2 separate regions of the Homo sapiens genome follow, and region 1 is linked to region 2. The links are chromatin loops, found by intact Hi-C in ENCODE. Cell type or tissue: PC-3. All regions are shown on one strand. Links, peaks and the distances in the headings refer to the core of each region. The heading gives the core; the rest is flanking DNA.

The links. A loop is a pair of places that touch in the nucleus more often than their neighbours do. Peaks named below come from ENCODE experiments on the same cell type or tissue, not always from the same donor. Only the 100,000 strongest peaks of a DNase experiment are listed, where the experiment ranks them.
Region 1: it touches region 2 in a loop (12-fold over the local background); 2 of 110 quality-filtered maps call a loop at or near these places.

The regions. Positions count from the first base shown.
Region 1 is chr14:29,454,082-29,469,718 of GRCh38, reverse strand. No RefSeq gene overlaps it. Among named protein-coding and RNA genes, the nearest start is that of LINC02326, 400 kb to the right of the region's middle. RefSeq lists enhancers at 10,107-11,441, 14,892-15,448. In PC-3, for the core only: a CTCF peak has its summit at 5,782 (motif pointing right); no DNase peak of the experiment used is centred there; H3K27me3 peaks cover 3,014 bases.
Region 2 is chr14:28,749,421-28,765,057 of GRCh38, reverse strand. It overlaps FOXG1-AS1 (FOXG1 antisense RNA 1), which reads left to right. Exons shown (of 7, transcript NR_125758.1): 2 at 2,584-2,726. Among named protein-coding and RNA genes, the nearest start is that of FOXG1-AS1, 8.1 kb to the left of the region's middle. RefSeq lists an enhancer at 6,591-8,189. In PC-3, for the core only: CTCF peaks have their summits at 7,769 (motif pointing left) and 10,635 (motif pointing left); DNase peaks (open chromatin) are centred at 7,747 and 10,657; H3K4me3 peaks cover 355 bases; H3K27me3 peaks cover 6,720 bases.

The DNA of each region.
Region 1 (15,637 bases), core at 2,508-10,507, 710 kb before region 2:
TATTATTGTGGCTGAATGTATGCTTAATGTAATTTAAATAGTAATAATATGTCAAACAGTTGTTGAAGTCTTTTTCAAAGTGTTTTGCATGTGTTGATGTCTTAAAGGTGATGTAACTAAGTTACAGAGAGGATAAGTAAGTTGCCTGATGTCACCCAGACCACCAGCTAGTAAGCACTTGAGCTGAAATTAAAATTTCAGTAGTTTGACTTCAGAGGCTATTCTCTTAACTATTTTGCAATGCTGTTTCTCAATTAAAAAAAAGTTGGATAGATTATTATGTACTACTTACTTTGGTGAAGGAATAGGGGAAATATTAGGCTGAAAGGGTTATTAAAGATGAAAGTTCTGTGATTATTTGTGAATTTCCATAGTTATCAGCCCTTAGTGTGACAGCCATTCCCTACCTCCAGTAATAGGACTTGAATATATAGAAGTCATATCTGATATGTCAGGCATTTGGTCAACCACAGACTCAAATATTAGCAGACATAATCTGGTATGAGTATTAGTAAGAACAGATTTTCCACTGCTTTACAAATTATTCCACCCAAGCACCTCAATCAAGAGAGAAGAATGAACCAGCATTTCATGAAGACTTAGGGAAGGGCTATGCTATTGTGCTTTCAAACGGAAACTTTTATCTTAACAAATATATGTGATTAATTCTTTTGCAAAATGGATTTAATTCCAAAAACTCTATTGTTTTAATACAAAAGTAGGTTTTACCATATTTTGCAATAATTTGACATTCTAGGAATATGAGCTATGTTGACTCTAGATATATAAATTGTAGCTTAAGAAACACAGGATTCCACTCCACACCCATTAGGTTGACTAATATCAAAGAAGCACACAGAACGGAACTAGTCACCAGAGCTGTTGACACTGTGGAGAAATTGGGACCTGTGTGCACTATTGCTGGGATACAAAATGGTGCAGCAAACTGTGGAAAACAAATGATGGTTCCTCAAACAATTAAAAATAGAATTACTATATAGTCCAGCAATTCTGCTTCTGAATATATACCTAAAATAATTGAAAGAAGGGTCTCAAAAAGATTATTGTACACCCATGTTCATTGCAGCATTATTTGAAATAGCCAAAGGATGGAAGCAACCAAATAGTCACTGATGGATTAATGGGTAAATAAAGTGTGATATATACAGATAATCAAATACTATTCAGCCTTGAAAAAAAGTAAATTCTGACACACCCTACAATATGCCTGAACTTTGATGATGTTATGCTAAGTGAAATAATCCAGTTACCAAAGGACTAATATTGTATTATTCCACTTACATGAAATACCTAGTTAAATTCATAGAGATAGTCTTATGGTGGTTGTCAGGTACTTAAGGAAGAGGTAATGGGAGATTATTGTTTAATGAGTATAGAGTTTCAGTTTTTTAGGAGAAAGAGTTGCCAAGATGGATGGTGATGATAGTTGTGTAAGAATGTGAATGTACTTAATACACTAAACTGCACACTTAAAAATGGTTAAAATGGTAAACTTTTTATTGTATGTATTTTACCACAAGAAATAAAATGCAAGTTAAGAAAAAGGAAATGTAGGATTATGTGATAAGTATCATCTCCTGTGCAGAATATGCTTTATTTCACTGCTACCTCCATGATCCAAGCTACCTGGATCAATCTCCTACTGCATTACTTTTATAGTCTTGTACTTTAGGGTGACCATATATTTGTCATTCATACTGGGGCACTTTTGAGAGTGAAAGGGTATACTCCAAGACAACTGGTATAAACTTGATTGTGCTAATCTCAACAGAGAAGCCATAGTGGTCTTTGAAAAATATCACATCGTATTCTACTGAAAACCCCCATCACCTCCCTATTTTCCCAAGTGACTAATGACTGCCACATTGGACAGTGCTGATCTAGATAATTTAGATACCTGAGCTTTCTATTTTTCCTCAAACATTGGGCTATTTTGCTCCTTTTAGAAGGTTTAATAGCTTTCATAGTTTATAGCTAATATGTAAGCTCTATGAGAGCAGGGAATGTACTGTTTATTCACTGCTACATCCCAGGCACTTAGTCCAGTGACTGGGATGAGGCAAGGACTTCATATTTGCAGTATTCAAGCAAACTATGATTTTTGCCTTAAGACCAGAAAAATGTTTAGAAATTCAACAAATAATTTGAGAAATTATATTCTGGAATGATATTTTTTATTTCCATTTTATCTGATAAATATTGTGATAGGTAATGTAGAAACGTTTGAACCCAAAGATAAACAAGTAGACATTAGTGTATCAAGATTATGTCAATGTAACTGATGCATCCTGTTGGAAAAATGAACAAAATTTTTGAACTTTGTCTTTTCTTATCCACTACTAAGTTGTTAATTCTGTGCTAATTTTTTTTATGAACCAGAGCTATCCATTATATTGCCTTTTACTTGAAATATGTCTATCAACTGTGTCATATTTTACCATTCACCACCCGTTGTACTTTCAATTTTGGGGAGGTAGGTGAAGTGAGAAAGGAGAATACTGATGGCATTCAGGGCTCACAAACATGTACAAAGAAATACTTTGTGAAATCATGCTCCTTTTCTTCATCTTTATTTAACTGGGCTCATGTGAGGAATGTTTAAAGCTTTGTGTGTGTGTGTGTGTGTGTGTGTGTGTGTGTGTGTGAGCGTGCACACGCACGTGCATGTGCATGGAAGAGGGAAAGAGAGAGAGAAAAATGCATGACAGTGCTTACCTATGAAAGTTAGAACATGACAGTATGGCACAGAAACTTCTAACATTCTGGCTATATTATATCATAAGCAAATCATGAGTCGTGTCTATATTTTGTTTATTTCTGCATACTTCACAGTGCCAAGCCCTCAGTAGTCGCTCAGAAAATTTATTCTAAAAAATAATGCATTCCCAGTTAGCATTTGTTATCAACCAGCAGCAACCAAAATCACATTTTGATAACAATATGTGGATATTGCCCAAACAAGCAGATTTATTGGATGAGCATTACTACAACCATAGAGCATTTTAATAGCTTAAGATTTTATGTATGCAATGTAAATATCTTCTTGATACATTGAATATTATGACAAAAAGTTTTATTACTTCAGAACAGATGAATAATGATGCAAGGATGAATTTTGAAGAACATTCTTGCTAGATGGATAGACAAAGTGTTCAAAAACATTTGAGAAAAGAATTTACTAAACATTATCTGCATGTGACCTCAAGCAATTTGTGATGAAACGTGTATGTGTGCACATGTGTGTATGTGTAGGAAATAAACTCAAATAGCAAAGATACATATATATTTATATTTTATATGTATTTATATATAAATTGATATATTATTTATATATATTTATATATTTTTATATATTATATATTATATATTTATATATTTTTATATATTATATATTTATATATTATATATTATATATTTTTATATATTATATATTTATATATTATATATTATATATTTTTATATATTATATATTTATATATTTTATATATCTATTTTATATTTTTAAATATATTTATATATTTTTGTATATAAATTTATATATTATGTATATATATTTCTGTTATATATATTTTATATATATTTATGTATATAAAATATAGATATATTTTAATTCATTGCATTAAATTCATAGTTAGCTCATAGGCACACAGAATTTAGTCTCTTTCTTCTCTGTCATTTTCTTCTTTTATAATTTGTTTTACCATAAAGAGATCAGAGAAGCCTGTTATGGTACCGTGGCAGGAGAACAGGAGATCTCAGGAGAAATCCAATAATTAAACCACTTTGCCTGGCAAGTAACCCGTTGGAAGGTAATGGTTCTGGAGAATAAGTTGGTAGGAGCACTTAATTATGGCAGCCTTTAATTCAATGTGAGCTGCCTGAACACTAAGAGTTTGATCAGTATGTGTTAATCTAGTTAAAATAAGCACTTTTTTCCTCAAAGTAAACTGGGTACCTAAATGTATGCATCTCAAAAATCTGACTTATAGTAACTCCATATTTTAGAGATAAAGATTTAGGTAGGGTGGCATTTAAAACAAACCACTTGCCATTATCTGCAAAAATGTGATTATTCTAACTTAAGGATTTAGTCTTACCCAAGTTTTTTCTTTTTATATACACATGTACTCACACATATATGTAGTGAATGATGATGACATGTAATGAAATAATACTGTATTTTCAAAGCCACCTACCTTTTAATCCACTCAAAACAGTGCCTGTGCATGTTGATTATGTGGCAGTTGAGACCAGCTGCCCTATTGCTTCTTTTCTATTGAAGTTGCGTTCTAGAAATGACAGAAGCCTTAACCTTTATTTAGCGGGAAAAGCCATTAATCTGTCTTCAGACTTTCCCCTACCTCCCACAGAAAAAACAATTTGCTCTTCAAAAGTTTGTTTGGAAATGAAACCAAATTCTGTGTTTCCTCTACAGATGGTTGACCTCTTTCAGTTGGTGACTGCATTACTCATTTAAACAATTATACAGGTCAGTATAGTGTAATCTAAATTATTTAGTCTCTTAGTGTTTTTCAGACACTACTGACAGTTGGAGAGCCTCCAGCTGCTGGTGGTACCTGGATTTGAACTCCACACAATGATAACAGAATTTTAGTCTGAATTCAAGAGCCCATCCATTGACAGTGCCTACTAACTCGCTTGACAAGCTTGCACACTGGTCCCAAGGGAGTTATAACTTAAGTAACAATATGTCAACACATAAAGATTTTCAGAAGAAAAGTTTAAAATACGTGTGATTTTAAAACAATCATTACTACCTGGTTGATCTTTCTTCTGAAGCCTAACCCTGAAATACCTTTCTTTTTTGTTTGTCCCCCACAGGGAACAACTCTAAACTACCAAACAGATTAGCAAAATATTATGATAATCTTTTCCATCTTAATTTGTACTGGAGACTGAATGTGCCCCAGTATCAACCTTAATTACTGTATAACATTTCAGCAGTGTAGTTCATGAAAATGTCAGGGAGTTAGCTAAAGGGGACTTGGGGTCTTGGAAACATCAGCGGGGGACTCGTAAGAGAATGTGTGCTCCACAGGACAGTGGAGATTTACAAACACAAAATTTAGGACGGAGATGGAAATGAAACCTAGGGCTAAGGTGTTAACACCAAGCAAATCCAATAAAGTTTGAGTTTCTCAAGGTAGAGAGAAGGCACAATGCAATATAGTCTGGTGGTCTTTCTAACACCTTTAAATAATTTTAAAATTAGTAAAATTTAGGTTCCAGCAGTTAACACAACAGCTTGTAAAATGACTCTTTATAATGAGGGATCTAGTATGTTCAAGTTAATATATCAGTTTGAATTAATGAATTTTTAATTCAGATTCCTTTTGCAGCTTGAATTCAGACTAATTACAGGTTTTAAATTGTCACTAGTCGGAGCTCAGCCAAGGCATATTTCCTCTCTTCTTTACTTGCACCCTGAGAATTCATGAATCAATTTTTTTCTGGGTCATGACTTTGCCCCACCAGGAGCAGATAAAACCCTTTAGTGAGAAGAAAATGCAATGGCAGGGATCCCAGTCAGTCAGAATTTGTACGCAAAATGCAAGGAGGTAAAAATGACAGAGGAAATTTCCCAGCTATGAGGAAAAAATGCTTAAAAATCATGTATATAATCGAAACAGTAATGAATTTAGTAAATACTTTTAAGCACAGCAGTATCCACTTTTATCCTTGTAATTTAGGATTATTGGATATCTTACGAGAGGGACTGCCTTTTGCAAACCTTATTTTTAAACAGCAGAGGTCACCTTAGTACAAACCTCTTCAGGGGGGGAAATGCTTTCTGTTCAGTGGTGATAAATGAAGTACTTTTAAACGATCAGTAACCCTTCTCTTATTTCATTGAAACTCAAAAATCAAACTCACGTGGTTAGTTGGGAATTTAAAAAAGTTGAGCAAAATGAAATTGTTTTAAAGTTCAATTACTTTTTATTTATATCCATTTTAAAATGATTCTTTTCCAAAAGGAGAATTACATGAAATAATTTAAGTAATCATAGGGTCCGATATATTTCCAACTTGGTTAACAATATTCCATTTTGTGTTTACTATTAAAAATATCCAGTAAATCATTCTGGCTCAACCACTATGGCTTATTTTTAAAGCTAATTGTATCTGTAAAATATACCTCTTAGGAAGGAATGGCTAATAAATAGCTCACTAAATGTAAAATCTTTCAAAAGGCAAAAAGTAAAAAGTTATTAAATAAAATTTCATTTAATAAAACATAGATCTGTTTAGATAAATTGATAATATTCTCATGCTTTGTTTTGTGACTTTCGTAGCTATAAGCTATAGTTCACCTAATAATGTGTGATAAGCTAGTTTAGGCATTTGCTTTTCAGATGTTTGAAGACCAGAAGATGTGAAGTGGAATGTTTCTGTTTTACAAGACTTGATGTAAAAATATTCTTTTTTTAGTAGTCGTAAGTTCATTAGAATACACCTTTAATTAATAATTATGTCTGGTTACATTATATGATCTTTATTGAATTCATATTTTAAGTAAATTGACCTATGAGATATAATCAATTTTTGATAAGTAGTTCAAATAATCCTTTTATTGAATATGCCAATATGTCATTTTCATGTTATAATGAACAACAATAACTATTCTGACAATAGGAATAAGATTTATTAATACTCCCTCCTTCCTCTGCCTTTTCCTTCTCTCCCACCAGATGACAAAGTTGCGTAACTTTCACACTGACTGCTGAGACAATTGCCCTCTTACAGGGAATGGGAGGGAAATTCAAAGAAATAAAAATTCCCAGGAAATTCTTAAATGCTATTTTAGATTTTAATCACTTTATTAGATTTCTTGCTTGAGTGATTTGTGCAGAAAACATTTTATCTATTTTGTTTTCCTCTGATTACCGAACTGTGTTGGACACAAAAGTCTACTTGGAACTAGCTTACAGTTTAAAGACAGGTTTAATAACAGGTGAACACTGGAAAATATGCAAACAAAATGGCAGACATGAATGACTTCATTTAAAGCATAATTGCTTCTCATCAACCCAAGAAATCATGCAGAAACAGTCTCTGTTTTATCCAGCCAGGAAGAGACCAGAGAAATCACTCAGGCAGAGATACTAAAAGGAAGGTCCATTCTTGGGTCTCAGCCAGACAACCACTCTACACACAGATCCAAGCTTAAAGACAATAGTCCTTAGAATCACAGTTCATCATAACAGATAATTATACAGCAAGTAAGACAATAAGGTTTTTTGGCCTCTGACTATATAGACTAATTGCTGGCTATGGAGCTCTGCCTGGAAGGCACACAGCACAGCCTCTGCAATGTCTTCCTAATATGTGGGGACTGGTGTAATTTCGGTGGACAAGAGGTTTACTGTTTAGTGAATTCCATATGGTGGTTCTTTCTCTTTTGCCGATTTTTTTCCCCCAGCAGACATATAAGTATTTCAAATGATTCCTGACATATCTACCTGGAGAGAGTTTAAAAGGAAATAATCCTGCCTAGTATTCCAAGGAAGTTTCCCATTGATTTTTAAAGAAATCATTAAAAAGGATGCAAAAAAGTCTGGCCATGTAACTATAGTGTTTAACATTGCACATTCCATTCCAAAATATTAAAAATTAGGATATGATATCAACTTTTATTTAAATGCATATGGATGTCAGCACTTTTGCTTGATAATATAGGCAAAACCAAGAGTTAACGAACATTGCTTTTGAATATGCACCTGGAAGGAATAAAGTTCCACTCTCGTTTTGGTTTTGTTTTGTTCTTTTTAATCTTTAACAGAATCCATCATGATTACACTTGTTATTTATTTATTTATTATCAGGAAAGATTAGAGGTATCAACTTTGAAGATATTTATTCACCAGAGAGAGTTCCTGACAAGCTAGCAAGGGGGTGCAGAGACTCAAGAACAGTGATCCTGCCTCTCCCCATCAGAAACAAATATGTCTCTCTTCAATTTGTGTAGCCCCAAACACCAGCCAATTAACTTGAAGCTGAGTTTTGACTCAAACTCGTGACCCTTCAGGCCATAGAGCCCTGTTCTGCATCTGGTGTCATTGAACCAAGTTAGGATAAAAATAATCTCTGCTATTGTTTTTGTGTGTGTGTGTTGCTTCTTTTTCCTTGCTTTTAAAAATAAATAATGCTTTTAAGACCTACTGAGGTCTTTACGATTCCTAAAGCTTTCTACATGATATTTGTATGTTTTCTCTTCTTTGGAAGGAGAAAAAAGCTGGAACACAATCATTTTTATTGAACAAAGTTTGCAGTTCATTAAAGGCTTTCTGGCTCCCATGTGCAAGTGCTGACCATTACATCACGCGCCCTGAGGGTTGTGCTAGAAAAGAGAAAAGAAGGCGAAATCAGCAAAAATAAAAGCGTCTTCCTGACTTGAATTGAAAAATGTGCTTGTTTTTTGTTAAACACCACAAATTTGCAGGAAGGCTGGCAAGTGTAATAGCATTCTGAGCATATGCTACCTCGGAGGCACAAAGCCCTCGCTTAAAGAAATACACTCAAAACCTACACTTTGATCCCCAAGATTTGATCAAATAAAACAATAGTTTCCAAGCTGTGTCATCTATTACTAAGTTAGTTTAAAGATTCTGTTAAATAGGAATGAATATGTACCACCGAAACCATTTTCATTTCATTCACTTTTTTTTTTGTAAAATAATTTAAAAAATTCCAGTGGAAAGAAAAAGATGGATATCTTTCGAAATAAGGTGAACTGAGGAGCAAAACAAAAAAGAGGGGGCTGAGGATAGAAAATTTGCTCTTTTATTCTATTTAACTCTTGTTTTCTAAGAATTCAGCAACATTTGGCTATTGGGGATGTCTGGAACGTAGGACTATGTATAAAATCTATGTTCAGACGTTATAAGTTATATCATAATAAAAGTCCAGAAGTGTAATGAGGTGGATGTGTACAAAAGGGGCTTCAAGTAGTGTCTGCAACCCAGTGGCCATTAAATTCTGATATAATTTTGGCCCTAAATAGTGTCTATTTTTTTAATTGCGAATACAGTGAATTCACCATTTCTTTGTGGTTTGATATTCAGAAGAAAAAAGCAAAACCAAGCCCAACAAGGCCAATATCATTGCTATTGAGGCGATATTTTAATGTATTCTTTTATTGTGTGAATACTTTTTTGAAAGTACACAGATCTTAAATATCATAGCTAGAAAGTTGATATGGCTTAGATTTCAGATGATAAACACTACCACACGGTGTCATATTAAAATGTAAAAACTATGTATGCACGCCACAGCCTCTGCCTGCTATGAGTTTGGTTGTACGAATGTTTTTTTGACTTCTAAATCACACATTTGCTAAAATGAGCTCTGGTAGATATCAGTTTGCGCACAGGCACAATGTGTCTCAGTCAGATTCATAAAACAGAGAGCTGAACTATACTTTGACTTTTGACATCAACAATCTGACTTCAATATTTCTCCACAAAAAGAGACTCCTGACTCTGTGCTGTTTCAATGTGATGGATAGCTTTTCAGCTGCTGACAGCACTGAACATAATAAATGTATTCATCAGCATCAGGGGCTGCATATCCCCATGTCTTAAGTTTTATAGCTAGTGGTTTTTGAAATGCCACCCAGAAACACCTGCAGCACTGCCTTGTTTCTGCAGAACTGCAAAGCCACTGTGAAAAAATATTATTGTAAAGTTGTCTGTATATCAGCATTTCTGTGCTAAACAACCTTTTAATTGCCTACCCTCTAATTTTTCTTTGCCTTGAAACACTTGCAGACACATATTTTAATTTAAGCCGCTCTGTTTGACTCCTCTGATCATCTGGGTTTTCATTGTCGTTGCTTCACAATAATTTAATGTCATATATAATGGCATCAAATTGGGGAAAGCCCTAAAAGCTGCCAATCCAAAGTGATCTGAATGTTCCCGAGTACAAGTCTAGATAAGCTTGACTTGTTTGTGCCAACATTATTCATCACATTCTGTGTCTAACTGGGCCAGTGTTCTCTTGCTATTGCATTTTTAAATCCTCTTTCAACATACTCTGAAGCTCCTTAATCAGTGTGTTTTCTATGCTACAGTTAACAAAATGGTTGCAAGTATACGTATGCACTAAAAATAAAAGAAAGAGTATTATGACGATGCTTCCTACACTACTATCTAAACGTTTTACCATATTGTTCTTTAACTTGGTTCTTGTTTAACAAATCGCATTTTGTTTGCCGCTAGAAGAGAAGAGTTGGACCACATGTGCAATTCCACATTGGTTTTAGATTTTAATTTAATAATATTACAGAGAGCTAACTACTATTAATGAAAACTTATTTGTGAGGCTACTCCAAAGTTGATCATATATGTCTTCTTGGGAGGAGAAGAGTTTTATTTTATAGCTAATTAAAAGTTTCTAAAGATGCTGTGGATTTTTTTGTGCAAATTAAAATTAATTAGAGTTATTAAGGAGCCATGAAAAGAAGGATTTGAGAAATAGTGAGAAATATTATTTAAACCCTAATGGAATTCAGTGAAACCCACAGGTCTATTACAGGCCCCTGATTTGCCAGGATCACTGCAGGGAATCTAACATTAATAAGCACACTGGTAATTAAATCATTTGTTACTTTGTCTGTAATGTTGTAATGTTTCACTGATACTCTGTCAGAGCTCTTTGTGCAGATCAGAGCTAATCAAAGGTAATCAATTTTCAGCATTTGAGAAATCTGTAAATGATTATACATTCATCAGATCATTTAGTGGAGTGCAAGGAAAGTGCAATGCAATTAATCTTCCTGCATGAGGAGGAATTACCACCACAGAATTCAACAGTTATAATTAATTTCATTGTCTTGCTGTGAATTTTGATTGCTTTTCTTTGGACTGTATAGTACAAATGATGATTCATTGCAAAGTATTTGCAAAGCAAACACACCAGTGTGCTATGCAAATTAAAGTAGCTGTATAACAGATAGGTTTCAAACTTCCTATTTACTCAGGGTTGTTGAGTACTAATTTGGCAAATAATAATTGCTTGTTAACTTTATACACTCTTCCCTTGAATATCAAGATTGGTAACCAATATAAATAGAAAGCACGTGCTATTTTGTATCTTATGGTATGTATGCAAAATACTAGTTAGCACTTAAACTTGTTCGCTTTACCAAATAATTTAGGCATTAAAAATGGTTATTTACTTCTGAAATCATTTGCTATTTATTTAACTTAAACAAAATAGCAGGAATAGATTATGCATAGAAGTGGGTGTTGCTTTTCCCATTAATTGTAACTAGAAATGTTTAAGAGACTTTCACTTGAGACATTTGATTTTTAGAATCTATTTGTAATATAGAATGTTGCTATTTAACAGAAATATGTAATTTTGGTACATAGCAGGGTGTTGCTAAAACACTCTTCATCATTTACAGATTTCCTACATAATCTCCTTCAGTTTCCCAATATTCTGTACATTTAAAAATATGCTTGTGGAAACAAATACCAATTCAGAAGTGATCTAAAAAGTTCATCTCTTATTTTGTGATAAATAAAATATATATATTTTTTGAGACAGTGTTTCACTCTTGTCAACCCAGGATGGAGTGCAATGGCGTGATCTTGGCTCACTGCAACCTCCCCCTCCCGAGTTTAAGCGATTCTCCTGCCTCAGCCTCCCAAGTAGCTGGGAGTACAGGCGCCTGCCACCACGCCTGGCTAATTTTTGTATTTTTGGTAGAGACGGGGTTTCACTATGTTGGCCAGGCTTGTCTTGAACTCCTGACCTCAAGTGATCCACCCACTTCGGCCTCCCAAAGTGCTGGGATTACAGGCATGAGCCACCGCACCCGGCCAATAAAATGATTTTTTAAATGAAGTGAACGTTAATGATAAACAATAACAATGTACATAACTTTAATGTTAACTGTTTGTGAAATGACTCCAATTCCTGTAATAATTAAAATGTGAATCATGATTGTTTTTCTTTAAATCACTTTGTGAGATCCAAGTCTCTAGTGTTTTTCCCTAAATTAAACTTATCTAAGTGTTAAAATCAGCTTCAATCCTTTACATACATATACATCCAAAAATATGAAGCCTCACTTTAATATTTCTTAATCAAGAATTTGAACTATGTACTTGAATGTCAATTGAAAACCAATATAAGATGTTATATTTTCCTCAGATATGTTCTGTGTGTGATGTTACTTTTGTAACATCTTTGTTGATTGAACTTTGAGGAATAAGTAACTTTTTTCACATGTTAATTTTTAAACCTGTGAATTAGTTTAGGTTAGTTCAGTTACCTGCTAAAATCAGGAGTACTATAAGTCTTTTCTGTTCTGAAAAACAGAAACAAGAACAAAAACCTGAACAAAACTCTAATGGGTTAACTGACTAAATTAACACATTCCAAATCATGTGAAATTGAAAAGTCAAGATATCATCATTTAAAATTCATGGTAAGGTAAATAATACAAGATGTAGACTAAAATAATGCAAACTTAATGGTAAATTGATACTTTTTTTTCTGAGAGAATAAATTAAGCTGTCTGGAAATCCAAATAAATATTCAAATAATAAATGAGGCCCCAAACCACTATTTTGCTGTCAAAATCCATAGAGCAACCATGGGAAAACTCTTTATGGCATCAAATCTGTCATATGCTTTAAAACCTTTGTCTATTGTTTTTGCAATGAATGCAATGAATGCTTCATTTAAGATTTTGATAAAAGACAAATATTAAGATAAATAATATACAGGTATACTGTATAAAATTTTCCTATTTCTTAACCATAAATGTATTTATATTATCTCTTTTTTATAGGATTTTAAAAACATTTATTCAAGTTACTTCATTTTAATCTTTGCTCATATTTTTCTTTTAATGATTTTCCATTGTTGCCAGCATCGTAGCAATCCTGTTTTATAATTCTTTCCAGTTTTCATGTTTGATACACCATGCTGATTTTTGGTATTGAAGTTGGTTCAAGCAATATTATGTGTTAAATATAGTTCAACTAATTTAAAATTATTGAACTATATTTAAAATTATTTCTGCCAGGTTCAGAAAATTTACTTAAGGAAAACTAGTCTTTTCAATTGATGCATTCCCTAATTTATTCAAGGTTGGATCAGCAGGTACTAACTCACTTGATCATTTTGACTAAGTTTGCCAGTCAAATCATCAGAAAAATATAGTTAATAGAATAGAGATATAAACACAAGATAAACCAAAGACGGAAAAAGAATAAAATGCATAATATAGAATGTTTTCTATGAGGATCATGGGCTTTTGAGTGAAAAAGACTTGGTTTATATCCTGGGTCAACTTCTTTCAGGTGGTGTGACCATGTGAAATTTTCCTCACATAAACTTTCTACGTTTTGTTCATAAAATGAGACTAGTACTCTGTTTTGCAGAAAGTTATTGTATTGGAAATGCGTGTGAAACAGTCTGGCACATAGTAGGTGCTCAAAGAGTGAAAGCTGTTATTATGACCCACAGAATGAAGAAAAGACATGTGTTAGGTGATGGTGGCAATACAGGAAGAGACAGCCATAACTTTGGGCTTTTGTAGGAATGTAAAACAAATTTTTCCAACATATTGGCCTGTTTGTTACAAAAATCAGACAATGAAAAATATACTGTTATTGATTAAAGAATTTGAAACACATGGTTCAGGTTGGGGATATAGATGTTATGAAGTTCTTCAGTAATTGTTTCTGAAAAGGTTTTCTTTTATTTTTAATTAATATGCTTGAATTACTTCAATAATCTATTCCTGCATGTCCCTCAACTTACATCTCTTACATATCTACTTTTAAAAAAGTTTCTATAGGGCTCCTGAATTATGACCTCCTTTTTCATTTCCATTGTAAGAGAAAAGTTTGAAATGGCAAAAATATTTTGATAATTTCTACTAGCTTGTCTCAGCATTATTTTTAAAGTAATAATAATTAACAAGCTTATTTATTAGATTTATCTTCAATTTAGCTAAGCAATTATTTTCTAGGTAGGATTGTAGAATCCAAGACATTCAGAAACTTTTAGTTTACCACAAGTCAATTTGAAAAACTGAGTCAAGGGTCAATATTAAAGTATCAAAATGCAACATAAATATTTTTTAAAGTAAATATATCTCTGGAAAGATAAATTTTCATAGTATAATTTTTCCACAATTCTTGGCTGGCTCTTTTCTAAATCTCCTATTAAGTATAAATCAAAATATTTTGTAAGTAAAAAATAAAGTCAGGGCTAGCTTTATAAGATTGGAAAAACATGTTTTATTTTTATTTTAGTAACCACAAATTCAGGACATGTTCCTTATATAACATTTAATTAATCATTTGATGAAACTTGATATTTCACCTAGTGTACATTTTAAGGAAACTTTTTATAACTCAGTAAATATATTTATTAACTAAATATGATTGTTGAATATATGTTTCTGCTGGTGATGTCCATAATCCGTCTACTAAGTACCAACACTGTTTTCTCTTTTCCTTTTCTCAACATTCAGAAATTCTAAATTTATTTCATTGGACATCCAAGTGGCCTTGAGAAATTCCCAACTATAATAATGAATGAAATGCAACTGGTGAATGAGCCATATATAATGTTGACAGATTTTACAAGTGTTGTTCTGTTATTTTAAAGCAGCAGTCTTTGAAATTTTCCTTTAATGTAAGATGGAGAGCAATATAAATAATACATCTGACTGAAAGGACATGAAAATAAGAAAAAAAAACCTGATAGGGTCTTGCAATATCATAATTTATGTGAAACATGTAAAAAAATGCATACATAGCACCTTTCCTGTCTGGCTTCAACTGCATTCATTTGTTGTCAAAACAGGTTTCCATATTTAACTTCTTTTTTTGATTATGCCTTTTCCTTTATTTCATGGAATGATATGTTATTATCTCTGAAGTGTAGATTTCTGCCAAGTTCTATGCACTTCAGTGTTAAGAGTATGGCCCACGACTCTGGGAATCTTTGTTGAAGCTGTAGAAATAAAATGAATAGTATCAAAGCTTGATGGCATCTGTGGATAGGAAACTCATTAAAGGCCCCAGCCCTCTGTTTTATTTCTAACCACATTTTCCCTGTGGGATTTCAATGTCTTGCAGGATGAAACCAGCAGGACTCATTACTTACAAAACAATGTTTAGAGTCCTTTCGTGGTGCTGGAATGCTTCTGCCAGTCAGGTAAAGAACCTAGGCCTTTATCCTTTTGGGGACAATGCCGGCCAGCTCACAAACTGCTTGGAAAAGTCATGCCTTTGAATGTAACTGCAGGTGTTGCTCCCCAAAGGCTGTTGGTTGGTACCCTCCTATGCAATGTACAATGGGATAATAGAAAATTCACTTTGGAATTCAAACAAAGTCTTAGAGAAATGGAAATAATAGGAACACAATTTTGAGACTTCCTTAGTTTTTCCCACGAACTATGGACCATGACTAATACCCTCGGGGCAAAAAACATCCCTTTGCCTTTAAGGGATGTATACAGTTCAGTGTTTCAGATAAGTAAGTTTCATGACTTCATCAATTTTGTGGCTTCTATTCATTTACTAGAAAATAAATTTAAGCAAGAGAAGAAAGCCATGTTATG
Region 2 (15,637 bases), core at 3,643-11,642:
CTTATGCTTGATCCTAAAGTTAAATTGTAACATAAAGAATGCGGTTGATGAATACTCAGGATAATAGGGGGTTATTCCATCCTCCCCACCCCCAGTCTTAAGAAAGAGAAAGAGAGAAAAGGTTGGGGGGGGGGGAGGAAACTGGAGAGAATAATAGATAATTACAAATAGCTAGTGAATTTTAAATATGCATCTATTAGGAATGCCACAAAGGAGCTTTGAATATTGGACTAACCTCAAATGTCCTTCCACTGTATGTATGTATCTTTACCTATGTCTACATATCTTCTCACTTTAAAACAAACTGTATTTACATGTGGAAAAATTCAAGGGTTCCAACAATCAGTGTTGATAGTGACATGGTCCCAAACATTTATTTCCAAGCTCTGGATTTCTCGCAGGGCCGGGTGAGCTAATGGGCTTTGCCTACCGGCTGGAGAGATTTGTGGGCCTTCCCCTTCCTACTCACTTTTCCTCCTCCCACTCTTCTCCCCTCTTCAGGCCCGTTCTTCCTACTTTTCCTCAACTCTCCTTCCTCCCTCCTCCCTCCTTCTCCCTTAGCTCCCCCCGCCCCTTCCCCCCACCCTCCATTCCTCTGTCTCTCCATTCCTCCACCTACTCCTCCCAATTTCTCCTCTTACAGCCCCCCTTCTCACCACCACTTATAATGGCACACAGGGCTCCCTCTGAGGTGGACGGCCCGGTACGTTTTCGTAGTCGGTCTAGCGTGAAATGATTCGGTGTAACCGGATTCTTGGGAAAGGACAGGTTACGTAAACATTTACTGATGTGGAGTAACTATACTATTTGTACTCTGATATGCAGGAAGGAAAGTGTTGATTAACACAGAAGAAAAAAAAAACGAAATTAGCTGATTGCATGCTCATAAGTGCAAGCTGTCATTGAACTGCTTTTAAAATAGACACAGCTGGGTGTTTGTGTTGAAAAATTTCTTGTGTTTTTGCTAATACTGAAATAAGCATGATTTTGTATACCAAACATTTTCAGATCATTAAAATTTGTAATCTGTGCTGGTTTTAAACACAAAGAAAAGAAACAGAATCATTTCGATGTAAAATTTGCTGATATTATATTAACTCAATCAGGTCTGTACAAATTGTGCATTGTGCCTCCTAAAATCTGTTTGATCAATTTAATACACAAAGTGCCAAACGTGGGTATTGTTTGTTAACATTGGACATTTTATTCAAATCCGAGCTCAGCAGCAAACTGGAGGAGCTTTCCTTCAATACAACACCAGCTCTGACTGATGAATTTTTAATGTTTTAAGGTGTTTCTTAGGTCAAATCTGAGCGTGCATTGTTTTGTAATCCTGTATAAAATTTTAGCAGGTGGAAATAAGTTTTTCTTCTGTTTACTTTCAAATAGCAAAAACTGGGGTTTGCTAATGAGCACTGTAATAATCTGATTTTATATGCTAGGAGCTCATATTGACTGGGAAAATGTTTTTCATTCAAATTAAGGCTATGTTATATAGTTTAAGGATTGCATGAATGCAAGTCTCTCAAAATAGGATATTCTTATGGGCATAAATAGTATATAGTTTAATGTAATATTTAAAAATCTATTCTTCCTAATGACAAAAGTTATTTGTAATCTGGCAAGAAGTGAGTTTTAATTCCTTTTAATAATTTCAATTGCACTTTATGTCGAGATGGTGATATATATATATACTCACACACATATATATGTGTGTGTGTGTATATATGTATATATATATAGCTTGTTCAACAAAACATGCACTGTTTACTCAGCACCCCGTGTTTGTCTCAGCAATAGCTTTTTTAAAGAACTGCTACTATTTGAAATGGAGGGGGAGGGGGGTCCTGGACAGAGTATTGTGCAAGTTGAAAGTCTCTGGATGGGGCTTTGTATATCCTACCAGCCAATTTGGGTGCAAATTGGATTTGAAGGCCTGCCTCTGTCCACCTCGGGCCTCTTCCCTAAGCACTGGAAGCCCAATCTTCAGCCCCACTCAGTCACCGTGATTACCTTCAGAAGACAGAGGGAATTCAGTTGTCTCAGACCTGAAACAAATTCTCTATCATTCTAATTTTTTTCTCATGATGGATCTAACCTTGATCTCTCACACAGACATCTACAAATGTGTACTATTAATGAATAAAAGCAGAAGTCAAAGTAAATGTAATTTTCTGGTATATATCACAGTAAACTTCTCTCTTGCTCTGTCTGCAGTCCCCCAGCTCTCCCAAAGAGGTCAGGCCCCGTAAAGAGTGAGCAGTTCCAATGGAAGAATTGGTTAGGAAATGAATTAGATTATTCCTTCTGGAGTTTTAATTAATAACCAAGGCTACACAGCATACTTCATCCGAGTAGGGAGCAGAACATTTCATTTTTCCATTTGGCGGTGTTATTTAAGTATTCTTTAGGGCCTCTTTCCTGTTTTCAGTCAGTGATCCGCCTCTTTTCTTCTTGCTAGCTGCTGGTTAAAGGAAGGTGGGCCCCATTTACCTAAAATCCACTCTGCTCTCCATTCCCTGGACAGGGTGTCCTTGGAGTGGCACCCAGCGCCAAGCTCTAGCTAAAGTTCTCTTCCTGCAGATGCACAGAGAATTTCTGACCTTGTGACGTTTGGGAGTGAGGAGATCCCATACAGAGGCATCCAGGTATTTCCAGAGATCCTGTGGCAGGTGAGGTCTGCCCTCGCTGGAGCCAACTCGTCTATAATATCTTCCTAACAGCAGGTAATGGTGCTAACATTTAGTGATTAGAAGTTACTCTTTAGCGTGTTGTATCCTCGTTCTGTGGGTTTTGGTTACAGGTTATACGATTAGGTTTGCGAGAACAGTAGTGAACTAAACTTCTCAGTAAGAGGTCTTCACACCAGGGAAGTGTTACTTTTCTGCAGCAGCCCTGCCTCGTCACTCATTAGGGAGCTGCAGGTTGTCAGTGGCTGCTCTCAGCGCGCGCACGCGCACCCTCAACGTCCCCGGGGGCGCGCACATTCGCGCGTGTGTGTACACACACACACATACACACACACACACACACACAGCACTAAAACTAAATTAAGAAGCCGATGATTAAGACAAGCGTCTACTAGGCCTGTCATTTCAGCATCCTTCCATCATAACATTGTGGCACCGGCAATTTTGCTTGAGAACCTCGAGTAAAAAAATCTATGGGAGAGCCTCGTCTATGAGAGTGGAAATGTTTAGCTTGTGTAAGCTAGGGAGCCACTTTAAAAGGGAGAAAGTCCAAGGCGAAGAAGAGGAGCAGGAGGAGGAAGAGGACAAGGATGAGGAGAAGGCCTTGACAGAGACCCCTGGGACTCTCCAGGCAAGTCTCTGTGACGCTGCCAGGTGTTCCAGGCTCTCTGAAGCCAAGTACGTACGCAGCCAAAAGAAAAGTCCCGTGATCTTCAGCAAAATGTGCATGGGAGAAGCTTTGTCCCGACATTAGCCAAGGGAGAGCCAGGCGTGGAAAGATCCATGACGAAATACCACCAGAGGGCCAAGGGACTTTAGTCTCTGGAAAAACTTCTCAGTCGAATACTCTGTACATCTCTTGTAAACATTGTAAACATAATGTCCACTACCCTTTTACTTGTTTCGCGTTCTTTGCCAGTGCCCTCCAGAGGGTGAGTGATTTGCTGAAGGACTTGAGTCCCTGATAGTGTGAGGGCGGACCTGTTCCATTTTTAGACCTGATCCAGTTGTGAGAAATGGTCCCACACAGCCTGGGGAAGTGCCCCTGAGAGGCCGATTCCTATTTTTCCTCTAGTTACCCAAGGAAATGGTGTAGTCAGTCTTTCAAAGGAGATAGGGGAAGCTCCACAAACAACCATAACACAGCACAACAAAACAAAACAAAGAGCTGAAGGGGTGTTGGTGAACTAGAATGAAGGAGGCTAGAGCTCAGGTTCTTAGTTTTAACCCCCAGCTCTATCCCATAAGGAAGAAAGTGAGACTTGGCAAAAGCCAGCCCACAAACAATATTACCTCGGATTTTCCATCAGTGGGGCACCAAAACAGGAAAAAAGAAAATAACTATATATATCTATATATATATATATATCTATATATAGATATATCTATATATCAAGCTGAAAGAAAAACTTACAGGGCTAAAAATGCTGAACTCTTAAGAGCTGGAACTCCTAACTATCCCATCATTGTTCTTACTTAGTTGGAGCTTCAATGTGATTTCTAGTAGAAGCCTCAATCTTCTTCTGGAAGTGTTACAGGACCTTTTAGAGAAGGGGTGTGTGTGTGTGTATGTGGGGGTGGGTGGCGGGTGAACCAAGACTTCTCTTTTGAAGCACACCTCCAAATGGTCCCCCAAATTCCAGTTGTGTGAGAAAAGATGGAAAGGTCTGACTCCTTCGCAATTTTTAGCCGGTCACCTTCGAACTAGTCACCGCTCAATATTTAAATGTACACGGAAAACATTGAACAGTTCAAGGTCCGTATATGAGATTAATAAGTATCTTATAGGAAATGCTTGCACCCACTAAAGGTCTGAAGGAATGAGAGGAGAGAAAACTTCATGAGTGGGGTAAGCAAGCCAGGAAGCACGCAGAGAACCCTTCACCCCAAAGTCTCCCTTTGCGTGGGGAAAGTAGTATCTACTAATCAGATCTATCTGCTTCTTTCAAGAAACCTGCGTGGACAAACCAATGGGCAAGTTTTTACTTTGTGCTCATCTTACACCCACCTGGCCCTCACTCTCCGGAGTCGGTTCCAGTAGGTCTTCCTACCCCAACCCTCGCTCCTCCCCCGCGCCCCTTCTCCAACACGAGGCCATGGAAAATCTGTTGGAGGAGCGTTTCTCAAGAGGTCCAGCTTTTCTCCCTCCCCTGCCTTGCCTCTTGAGGCTGTAACTGCGAGGGTTCCCTTCGAGGAGCTTCGCGGAGCTGGGGCTCCCAGGTCTGCGCGCCGCTGCTCCCTGCGCATACCCGCGAGCTTGCCCGACGCTCCTTTGTTGCAGACGCTTGCCGAACGCAATCGAGCCAGAGGCCTTGATTCTAGGCGTCATCTCTCTAGATGTCCCCCCTTAAAGTTGCCTTTTCAGCCTAGGTATCTCTTTTTTTGGCACATAAGACCGGATACACACCAAATCAATTTTGGGCTAAGAGGTCATCTGCCACGGTAAACGCGGGGATATAGAAAACAGTTAAAGGTTTCAAGTCTGTATTGCTATAAAGCACATTTCAGAGTTAAAAGACTGGGGTGCATGCAGGTGACGTTAATTCGAATATTCAATTACATGTAAGGGGTATTGAACCCAGTGGGGGATAACAGTAATACCCGTATTTCTCTCTCGCTCTTTGGAAGGAGTCGCCTGCGGGGAGGAGAGGAGAAGACAGACTAAGCTGCGCGTAGAGCGGCATCAGGAGCAAGTTACCGTTAGCATGTGTAAACAAAACAACTCGACTCCTCTGTGTCAGAATCAACAACATCAAAGGTGTCTGTGGGGGGTCACTTTTATTTTTAAAACAATCCTAGATTCTTGTTCGGCAATTTTAGTGTCTTCCTTCTGGGTTTGTCCTAAGGCACGTAGGAGAGAAAGTAATGTTCGAGAAAAAAGCTGGGTCGGCAAGTTTGGCTCCGGAGCCTATGAACTATGAATCACCGCGGTGAAGAGGTTTTCTTTTTTCTTTCTTTTTTTTTTTTCTCACCCTCTTCTTTTCTCCCGGAGCGTGAACTTGTTAGATAAGATAGATGAGGCTACAAGGAAACAGAAACGCTGAAAAAGCCCAGCTCCTTTGGAGAGCAGCCTGTGGGGCTGGCAGGCGGCTGCCGCGCGCCCTCCCCCAGCTGAGGGGCACCGGGGTAGCTCCGGAGCTGTCCCAACTTGGGCCTCCTGGGCCCCCCGCGGGGCCAGACATCACGCTCAGATCGCTGCCTTGGCCATCTTACCTTTTGGCCATAGAATAAACACCCCGAAAGACGAGAGAAAGGCCTCTATTTGAGCTGAGTGTCTGCTCTCCCGCTCGAAACACAAAACAGGGCCCGCAGGTTTTCCTAGAGGAAGTCCCAATCACAAAACAGTCGGACAGTGGGAGACGCTAGAGAATTCTGGAATTACACATGAAACATTATTTTCCTAATTAATTAAAAATAATTCTCTTTTCCTATTTATATGCATACACACGCTACTGATTACACGTCCCTATTTACTTGAAAAAATGCTTGGAGTATCTTTAGTACACAATGCTCATTCTTTGTCCCCTTGAACATTTACAGCTGATAATGTGGCTGGTTGGGATCAATTAGCACTGGATTTTGCCCCAGGATTGCTCCCCAGGGCGGACAAGTGGAGCCAACTCATCTCCAGCGACTTTTACTTCGCTCACGTGCATATCCACGCCAGGGCTGCAGAAGCATTTCAAAATCCGCAGCCTTGGTTTCACTTGATTTTGTTGTTGTTATTGATAAATATTGGGTCATACACAAGCCACTTGTCAGAGCCTTTGGCTCCACCTCGCAGCTGCAGCTCCTAGCGGGACGTTTGAGTCTTGTCCTAGGAACTGGAAGGATTTACTGGGAAAAGAATTACACATTCTCTGCTCCTTCAGTTTTGGAGATGGTCCCTTAAGATCATATCATATCGTCTGTCTGCTTGCTGTCACATTTATTTCTTGATTGTTCTGATATGTGAACAATGGGAAGGTGTGTGCATCTTTTCCCCCTATCTTTTTAAAACAATTATTGAAATGGTTTAAAAGTGGGGGAGGGGAGAAAGTATTGATCCCAGTTCTTTCCGTATATTTGGAACCAAAAGAACATAGGCAAATAGATAATTGTTTTAATTGTCGGGGTGGGGGGTGGGTTGGTAGGTAGGACCTTTGGGGTTTGTGTAATTGGAGTAATAAATACAGTTTATCTTTTAGCTCCGCCGTATATATTCTTTCCCTTGATACATATTGCACATGAAATGAACCCATGGTCTACTTGTCTTAGCATGTTTGAAGCCCCAGACACCCAACAGTATCATTACAGGAAAAAGACAGAGCCCCCAAAGACTGCATGCAGGCAGGAAGGTGACTGCCTTTGGGGCCAATGGGGAATTTATCTTGACGTTGAACTTTTCTGGGAAGTGCACCCACTCGCTCAGGCTCCCTTGCTGCGCAGAGTTCAGGTCTTCCCCATGCTGAAGAGCAGGGAGGAGGTGTGGAAAAAAACAGCTGATTTTTGACATTTCAAAGGGACTCTTTCTATTTATCAGTGTTACCGAAGTGTACGTTACTGGAGAAACAACAAAACAAGCATAGAGCTGCAATTTTCAAGAAAATAGGATCCCCAAATATAAAAATAAAAAAGTAGCAGATAAGATGTATAATTCAATCAAATTACACAAAATTGCTTGAAAATCTAGAACAGTAGCGATCCATTATGCCTCTGTTTTATTAGTGACAAGTACAATTACTCTAAAATAAAGAACACTGGTGAATATATAATTGGCTGTAATCATGTTAGTGTTTGAATAAAAATGACGGGAACATTTAACACTTTGACAACAAAATGTTCAGAAATAACTTATTTATTCAAACAGTTTTTATTTTCCACCAAGTGAAGGAGAAACACAGTTTGCTTAGGAAAATCAATGACTTTTCCCTGCAATAAATAAATATCCAAAAGGGGGAAAAAACAGCCCCACACCTCTATATTATTACTGTTATTATTTTTAACCAGCAAGAAGCTTAATCCTGTGTTTGAAGTCAGCGCTCATCTAGCGGTTGTTTGGTGCCAAAGTCCGCCACCTAGAGGAAGAGCTCTGCAGCCCAGAACCCCTTTTCCCGCGGTGACCTCGGGAATCAAAGTTAATATTCCTTTGCAAATTGCTCTCCAAACTAACTCCCCCTCCCTTTCCTCCTCACGTCCCCTTTCGCCCTACAACATCGTCACAATATTTTCTTAGTAATTGCTCTGCACAATTGACAGAAGCGCCGCGTCTCCGGCAGCGCTGTGCTCTCCCAGGAAAGCGTGAGGGCGCGTTGGGGAAGCAGGTCAGGGAATATTTGGTTCTGGAGAGACAATCCACTTTCATCCACAATGGTCTAGAGCAGCGTGACTTGGGAACTTATAAAGTGACGGCTGATGGAGGCATCGCCACATTCCAATGCATTTTTTAACCCCGGGCTTTCTTAGAAAAAACAACTGGGATCCCCAGGTACCGCGGGGCTATTCCCGACTTTTCCCCAGCGCCCCCACTCCCCACCCCAAACGCGAAGATCTGAGATCTCGGCTTTATTTAATCATCTACTCAGTTATTGGAGCTCAGTGGGTCCTTTTATTCTCCTAGGTGGGTTGCTTGAAGAACTGAGTTACAAAGGTATTAAAGAGGAGGCCGTGTTTGCAGGGGTCCCCCTGTGGTCAGGGAAACCGACTCAGGAGAACCCCCATGTTTTTACACTGAGCTGAGCCTCCGAGTTTCAAGAAACTTGGGCAGTGTGCGAGAGAATTTGGGGTTGTACTCGCAAGCACCAGGAGTCTTTTTGATTTTAGTGTTGGTGGATCCTATCGGCTCCTCACACAGAAAAGCCAACCTCACTCTTCAATCTCGAGCTCATCCTCTCAAGTAATTATTGGGGAAGGGAGATGCTAAACGAGGGAGCATGGGGCTCTGGGAAGAAATTTAACAACAGCATTCGAGCGCTCAAATTCTCCTTAACACCAGTGCTGCAGATTCTGCTGCGATCCCCGCTCTGGCCCTCCAGGAATGTCTCCCCGCCCCACTCCTCCAAAGTTTTGTTTTAATTGCTTTAGGGCACTTAGAATATTGTTCAAGTTGAGGATTTCCTAGAAAGGCGAGGAAGATAGAGTTGATTTAGTTTTGAAAAAAAAAAGTTATTAATCATAAGACTTCAGTTGGGTTTCATTTCTTCTAATTTTCCTTCCTGTCCCCTCCTTCCCTCCTTCCCTCTTTCCCTCCTTCCCTCTTTCCCTCCTTCCCTCCTTCCTTCCTTCCTTCCTTCTTTCCCTGCTTTTTCTTCCCTTTTCTCTTTCCTCTCTCTCCTTCTCCCTTTCCCTCTCTCTCTCACTATCTCTATGTGCGTCTAACTGTATCTCATCTACCTCCCTAAATGTGAGAGAAATGAAGCCTCGTGAAGGTGATGGAGGTGACCATTTTCATTCTGACTTCCAGAACCTCCTTACTTGTCAATTCTTAGTCTCAATGCTGGAGTTTGAAAGACATCTCGGAGGTGATTCTTCTCCCTCCCAGAGACGACCTCAGAACCATGGTCTAAGAAGCTATTTTTCTGACTGTGAAATTATTTTTTAAGGCAGCTGAAATAAATATATATTTTTAAAATAAGCCTCTGAAACTGATGCCCCGGTGCATGCTTCCTCTATGGATTGAGGCGCTCCCTAAATTCACTCCACCCAACCCCCTAGGAGCTTAAGTCCTCAGAAATGTTTTGTTTTGTTTTATGCAAAACTAGCGCTTCCACTCTCTACTCCCAGGTCTATCATTCCTCTCCCGCATTATATTAACGGCGATGTTAGCCTTCCCCTACGTGTTTAGGCTGCTAATGCCGGCCACTTAACGCAACAAAAATGCTCATCTGTGGAGATTTTCCCAAGGCTAGCTGCAATGTTGGCTCCTTTTTCTTTTCTTTTCAGGGCACGTCCATTCCTCCCTGCCCCCTTCTTCTTTTCTTGAGATGGGGACTGGAAAAGGGGTCCAACAACTCTAAGCGAGTGTGTGAAGTTTCCCCTCTTTCTCTTGCCTGCCAATCCGTCAAGCGGGGTGGTGAATTTTTGGTTTTCTCTAGAGAGCAGGACTATGGAAGCTTCAGCGTAGATTGGTTGCCTCTCTTAGTTAACTTGCCTTCTTCTTCTTCTTTTTTTTTTCCCCCAGTCATGACTTTCCTTTCTCCTCACCTTAGTCGGTGAAAGCAGTTGGGGATTGCCCTCACAGTCCTTCTGCACCCTTCCTAGCCCCAGGCTTCTGAAGAAAACTCCACTGGCTTTCTTTTGTATTGACAGGGAAGCTGGGTTGGAGATCTCCTCTGTATTGGATTGTGTGTGGGTGTTGTGTATGCTTGTTTAGTTTTAATAACTTTATGAGGGAGAGTCTCCTGAGCTTGTTGACATTTTTCTTCTATGGGGAGATTTTCTGGAGCACGGAATCACCTTAATTTAGATAATGACCGTCTATTAGGCTTCTTACCCTTTCAAGTAAATTTAGCCTGGGAAAATCATCTGCCCTCATGATTAATACATACCTAGTGTCCAAGGAGAAGACCATCAGGGGCAATGCAAACTGAAACTGACTTAAAGGGTAATAAATATTACCCAGTGGGTTTTGACTTAAAAAGATGAATATCGTCATTGTTCACAGCTGGAACACGTTTACTTCTTAAAAGCTGGTGAAGTGTAGACACGAGAACTGTTTTCCCGACTCTGGCTCTAGCACTCTTTTCCTATGGATCCTTAGGCAAGTTACTTCATCTTTCCAGTTTTTTCTTAATCTGGAAAATAAGTGACCTGCAATCACTAATATATAAAATATCATTCATTCATCAAATTCCCAACAACACTACCACTAAAATATAACTTTAAAAACCATAAGAATCTTTGGAAAAAATTTTTGGGGAGGTGGGGCTGGGAAGCAGGAAGAAAATCTCATTCTAACAGCAGCAGCGACATCTAGTGCCCATAATGCTCAATAGTAGCAGTGAAGGTGTGGGATTGTTTACTGAGTTTTTGGAGGGGAGAGCCATGGAGGCTTTTCTAATAAATCTTGACTGTCTGTCGGGCACACAATAGTCTTTTGATAATAAAAAAAATTCTAAGCTTTGATTATGGTAATAAGACATAGAGAGACAACGGTTTTTACCTCAAATCTGCACATAGGGCAATTAAAGTTTGTTATGAGTATTCTTCCAATGCTTTAAATTCCATGTCAAGGAACTAGTTCTAAAAAGTAATTTTATTTTGAGGGGGGTTGCAATTTATTTACCTAATTTTCCAAATTATCACTAAATATGTTTCTACACAAATACTTAACAAAATTGAAAAAAATTTATTTTTGATATTTTCTTTTATCTGAACTAACCACTTTGATTGGAGATAATTATCTAGTGAATAGCAGGGAACATACTAAAAATAACACCATGTTTTAAGTAATCACATATATGCCCTGTCTATATTACCTTGGCTGAAAATATTTTATAATTCAAAGAAATGGAATTCCTATGTCTATATGGATTCTGTTTCTTCTTCTTACAGCAAAGATTAAATGAACTATCTGGGCACAGGAAAAATCTTAGCAATGGTAGACTGCAGAGCCCCAAACTTTTCAGAATAACAATTTCGGCATTTGCTTGGCATTTAAGATGTTAGAGAGAGAGAGAGAGTAGACCTCTTCTCATTCCCTGTGACTGTAAGCTGGCCATGTGCGTGGGTGTAGTTTGTGCATGCACTTGCTGAAGTGTGTGTTTAATTTCCTAATAGCAAAGCAGCTGATGACTACTGGTATATGGATTCATGTTTTGTAACTTTAAGGGAAACCAATTTTGTTTATTCTATTTTTCACCAATATTTCCTAGATTTTACTATAAAATTTGGTCACTGGCATGCTATCTAGCTAGTTCTAGAATAGTAAGATAAATATACAAGTTGTTAACACCTAGGGGAATTTGAGGTAGTCACAACACTTCTCTTGAACCTTAGTTTTCTTATGCACAAAATCAGAAAGTTGAATCTGCTATCCCTTATAATTCAAAAGATTTTTAAGTCAATAAATCATCAACCTTCATTTGAGAAGACTCTCTTGTGGTGTCTTCATTGTTATTTGCAACTCTTCTCTATCACTCCTGAGTTCTCTAGTTAGGCATCTCATCAGAAATGAGAATTGATGAGCCAGCCCTCCATCTTCTCTATCTTCCTGTCTTGTTCTTTCCCTTTTTCTGCTTTTAAAAATAACAAAAATCTCAGACACTCTAGTCACCATTTACTAACTCATTGGCATGCACTCAGCTCTCCCTTGCTATCCATCCAGAAAAATCATAATGTGAGATAGGACCAAACTGAACACAAAGCTGAGGCAGCTGTATTCAAGTTTTCTAACATGTTCCCATATCCTCATGGTGATGATTAATTATTATTATTATTATTATTATTATTAGGAACCAGAGCCAAAGTATTCTGGCTGCAGATAGCCCACATTTTTCTCTCTGCTTCTGTGTCCCTGTGAATAAATTTCTTCAGGAGGATGCAGTAAAATGTCTCCAAATTCAATCTGACTAGGAACATCATTACACACTTTTAGCAATAAGAGTGTTCACAGAAGGCAAATATCACTCCGTGATGCAAATATGCTCAGCATTTAATATAGACCTCAGGGAAGCTGAAGACACACACACATACCCATGCACACACACACACATGCATGCGTGTGTGTGTTGTATATAAAGTGTGTGTGTGTATATACATATACACACATATGTGTATAAATATATGTATATGGAGTATCATATCTACATTGACCTGGGTTGATAGAAACAAACAAGTTTGTTACAGGGAAAATTCTAAATATATCAAAGGTTTCTTTCTTAGATGCCTTTTTGTTGTTCCCTAGAAAACTTCTTAGTTCCTACTACTTGGACTTTTATTTAAAATTCCTTATGCTGTACGAAGTTCATAAGACATGTTTTATTCTGCAGATTTTTCACAGACCTCATAAACACAGGTATTATTCTATTTTAGAAGTGAGGAGGCTGACCCAGACAGACTAAATTACTTGCTTAAGATCACTCCACTAGGAAGACACAGAAAAGGAGTGTGAATCCTGGCTTTGGACAGGCCGCAACTTACACTTGGTCATTTTTAGGGTTGGAGCCTTCAAACTGGGAAACAAGGGGATTGACTGAGGCTGTTCATTAAACTTCACCAGGATTCCACCGCATATATTTGAGAAATCTCAACTTTTAAAGAATTTTGGGACCCCTAGTCTGTGTTTGCTACTCCTCATTCATGTATGATTTTCTCCTCTTAACACTAACAATTTTATATTCTTTCTACAGGAAGGATAATCTTTGGAAAAAAGGTTGTACTCTAAACATTTTTGTTAATTATCTTGGGAACTAAGATTTTAGAGTTGGAGGGAATCTAAGACATTTTGTGATTCAGCAGCTCTGGAGTAAGATGATTGTCCGAATCAATGGCTCCTGAGAACTGTGTGAAATGGGAGTCCAAATTATTGTCAGTTCTCTGGTGTTGCTTCCTACCCATCTCCCTGGATTTTTGGCTTTATGCATTAATACATTTGGTTACTTCATTCTTGCTGGCCACCCTGTGGACTAGTTTTCCAAGCGGCTGCATTTTCAGCAGCACACTGTGGACTTAGCCAAGCACTTTAAGCTGAGAGCTGTTAAGCCTTCCTGGATCTATTTTCTCTCAAGTAGCTCTCTGCTGCCCTCAACTGGTGTTCAGCCACCAGAGCTAGCTAGCCTTCAGCATTTACACGAATCCACCGTACCCTGGCTTCAAGTCAGATATGGGAGCATCATTAACCACACTGTTTATGGCTTTTATAGCATGGAAAAATAGAACCCAGGCCCATTCACGTCCACTTATGCCTCAGGTTCTCACTTTCTACAAGTTTGCAGATGGGCCATGAAGGAGAATATCTGATTTTCACTTATGTGTGCTGGAGTATTTGGAAGGGCTTACATGAAAATGTAAACTTTCTCTTTAATTATCAAATTGAGATACACTTCAGCTGATAGACCAAATTTTTGAACATGTTGCAGTTAGTCTTAAGAAATACGAAACATTTTGTCTTTGATGTAAACAAGATATAGAGAATCATATGAAATCCATGAATTACTTGTAAACTTTCTCATTTGTTCAATAAATACATAGCGTACACATACTGTACGCTAGACATTATTATTGGTGCTAAGAATATAGCATTGGATAATGGAGGCAAAAACCTCTTCTGCCTTTATTAAGCTAACTTCCCAGTTAAGGAAAATAGACATTAAACAAGTAAATAGGTAAAATACATTTTAAGGGAATGTAACATTTCCATATCTATTTCCTACCCCAAGTACTGTAGCGATTGCATGTTTTTGTTTTGTTTTGTTTTGTTTTGTTTGAGACGGAGTCTCACTCTGTCGCCCAGGCTGGAGTGCAGTAGCGCGATCTCGGCTCACTGCAAGCTCCGCCTCCCGGGTTCACGCCATTCTCCCGCTTCAGCCTCCCGAGTAGCTGGGACTACAGGCGCCCGCCACCACGCCCGGCTGATTTTTTGTATTTTTAGTAGAGACGGGATTTCACCGTGTTAGCCAGGATGGTCTCGATTTCCTGACCTCGTGATCCACCCCCTCGGCCTCCCAAAGTGCTGGGATTGCAGGCGTGAGCCACAGCGCCCGGCCGCGATTCCATGTTTTTAAGAACATTTGTAGTAAAGTTAAAGAGGCATAACTAGAGTTTATACAGGGACCATGCATGCTATATAAATATTGGATGCGTTATTTATTAATGAATTCATAAATTTCTTGTGAATATAGAGTAGATATATGAAAGTGTTTGATGCAGATGAGTGTTTGAACCTTTCAGCTGAAGAGACGTTTTGTCTTTTGTTTCTATACCAATCTCTCCTGTTGAATTGCCTTGTGGTTGGAATATCACTTTGTCACCCCCTGTAATAGCTGCCACTAAAGTCCTTGCTATTGCTGCTATTGACGATGGTCTCTGGTTATTATCTTTACTTTTCTCTTTGTTTTTATTCTGTTCTCTTACTATGTCTTTTGCTTTCTTCTCAGATAAACTCTGATAGATACCACTGACCAAATAGAATAAGTTTTCCCTTTCTTATGTGGTGGAACTACCAGTCATAACTAGGGAGGTTTAATCACCTGATTTTCTTTTCACTACCAGGTCTATTTGAAATGGGTATTTGTCCTAGGTAAAATGCAGCTGATTTGGAAGAAACCAAAATATTAATCAAATAATAACCAAGTGGTAGTGGCAATTACAGATACACAGCTTCTAAGTAATATGTTTGTATTTAAATAAATAAAATAGTCCAAATTCTGAAAAAAAAACCCTATAATATAAAACTGAGTTTGAGTTGCTGGGTGAGAAGCTTCATCCTTGCCGTGAAAAATTTTTCTGTGTGGAACTTTCCAGTTTTGTTTTTATGATGCAGACGTCTTCTGCTAGGCAGACATGACACCATCTCAGTGAACCATGTAGGTCAGCACAGGGTTAAAAATATGACGTACCTATCCTTATATGAATTAGAAATGTTTATATTTATTAACACATTTCTTGAAATATCTTTAATTTTTGTTTACTTCTGATTTTATATATCACAGACTTGCTGTAAAAAATTTCTAGTATATTATAAAGAAGAAAATAAACATAAATCATCTATTAAAGTAAAACCTATATTCTAAATAATTTGGATCATCTTGTGGGTATATTTTGTGTTCAGCCTTTTGTTCATTATTGTTATACTGTGAGCATTTCCACATAACTATTTTTAAAACCTATAGTTACAAATATCTATATTAACCTATGGATAATGATAAACAATTTAACCACTGTCCATTAACCATTGCTTCACATTTAGGTGGTTTCTAATTTTTCATTATTAAAATGACTTGAGATATATAACTTTGCACATAAGCTTT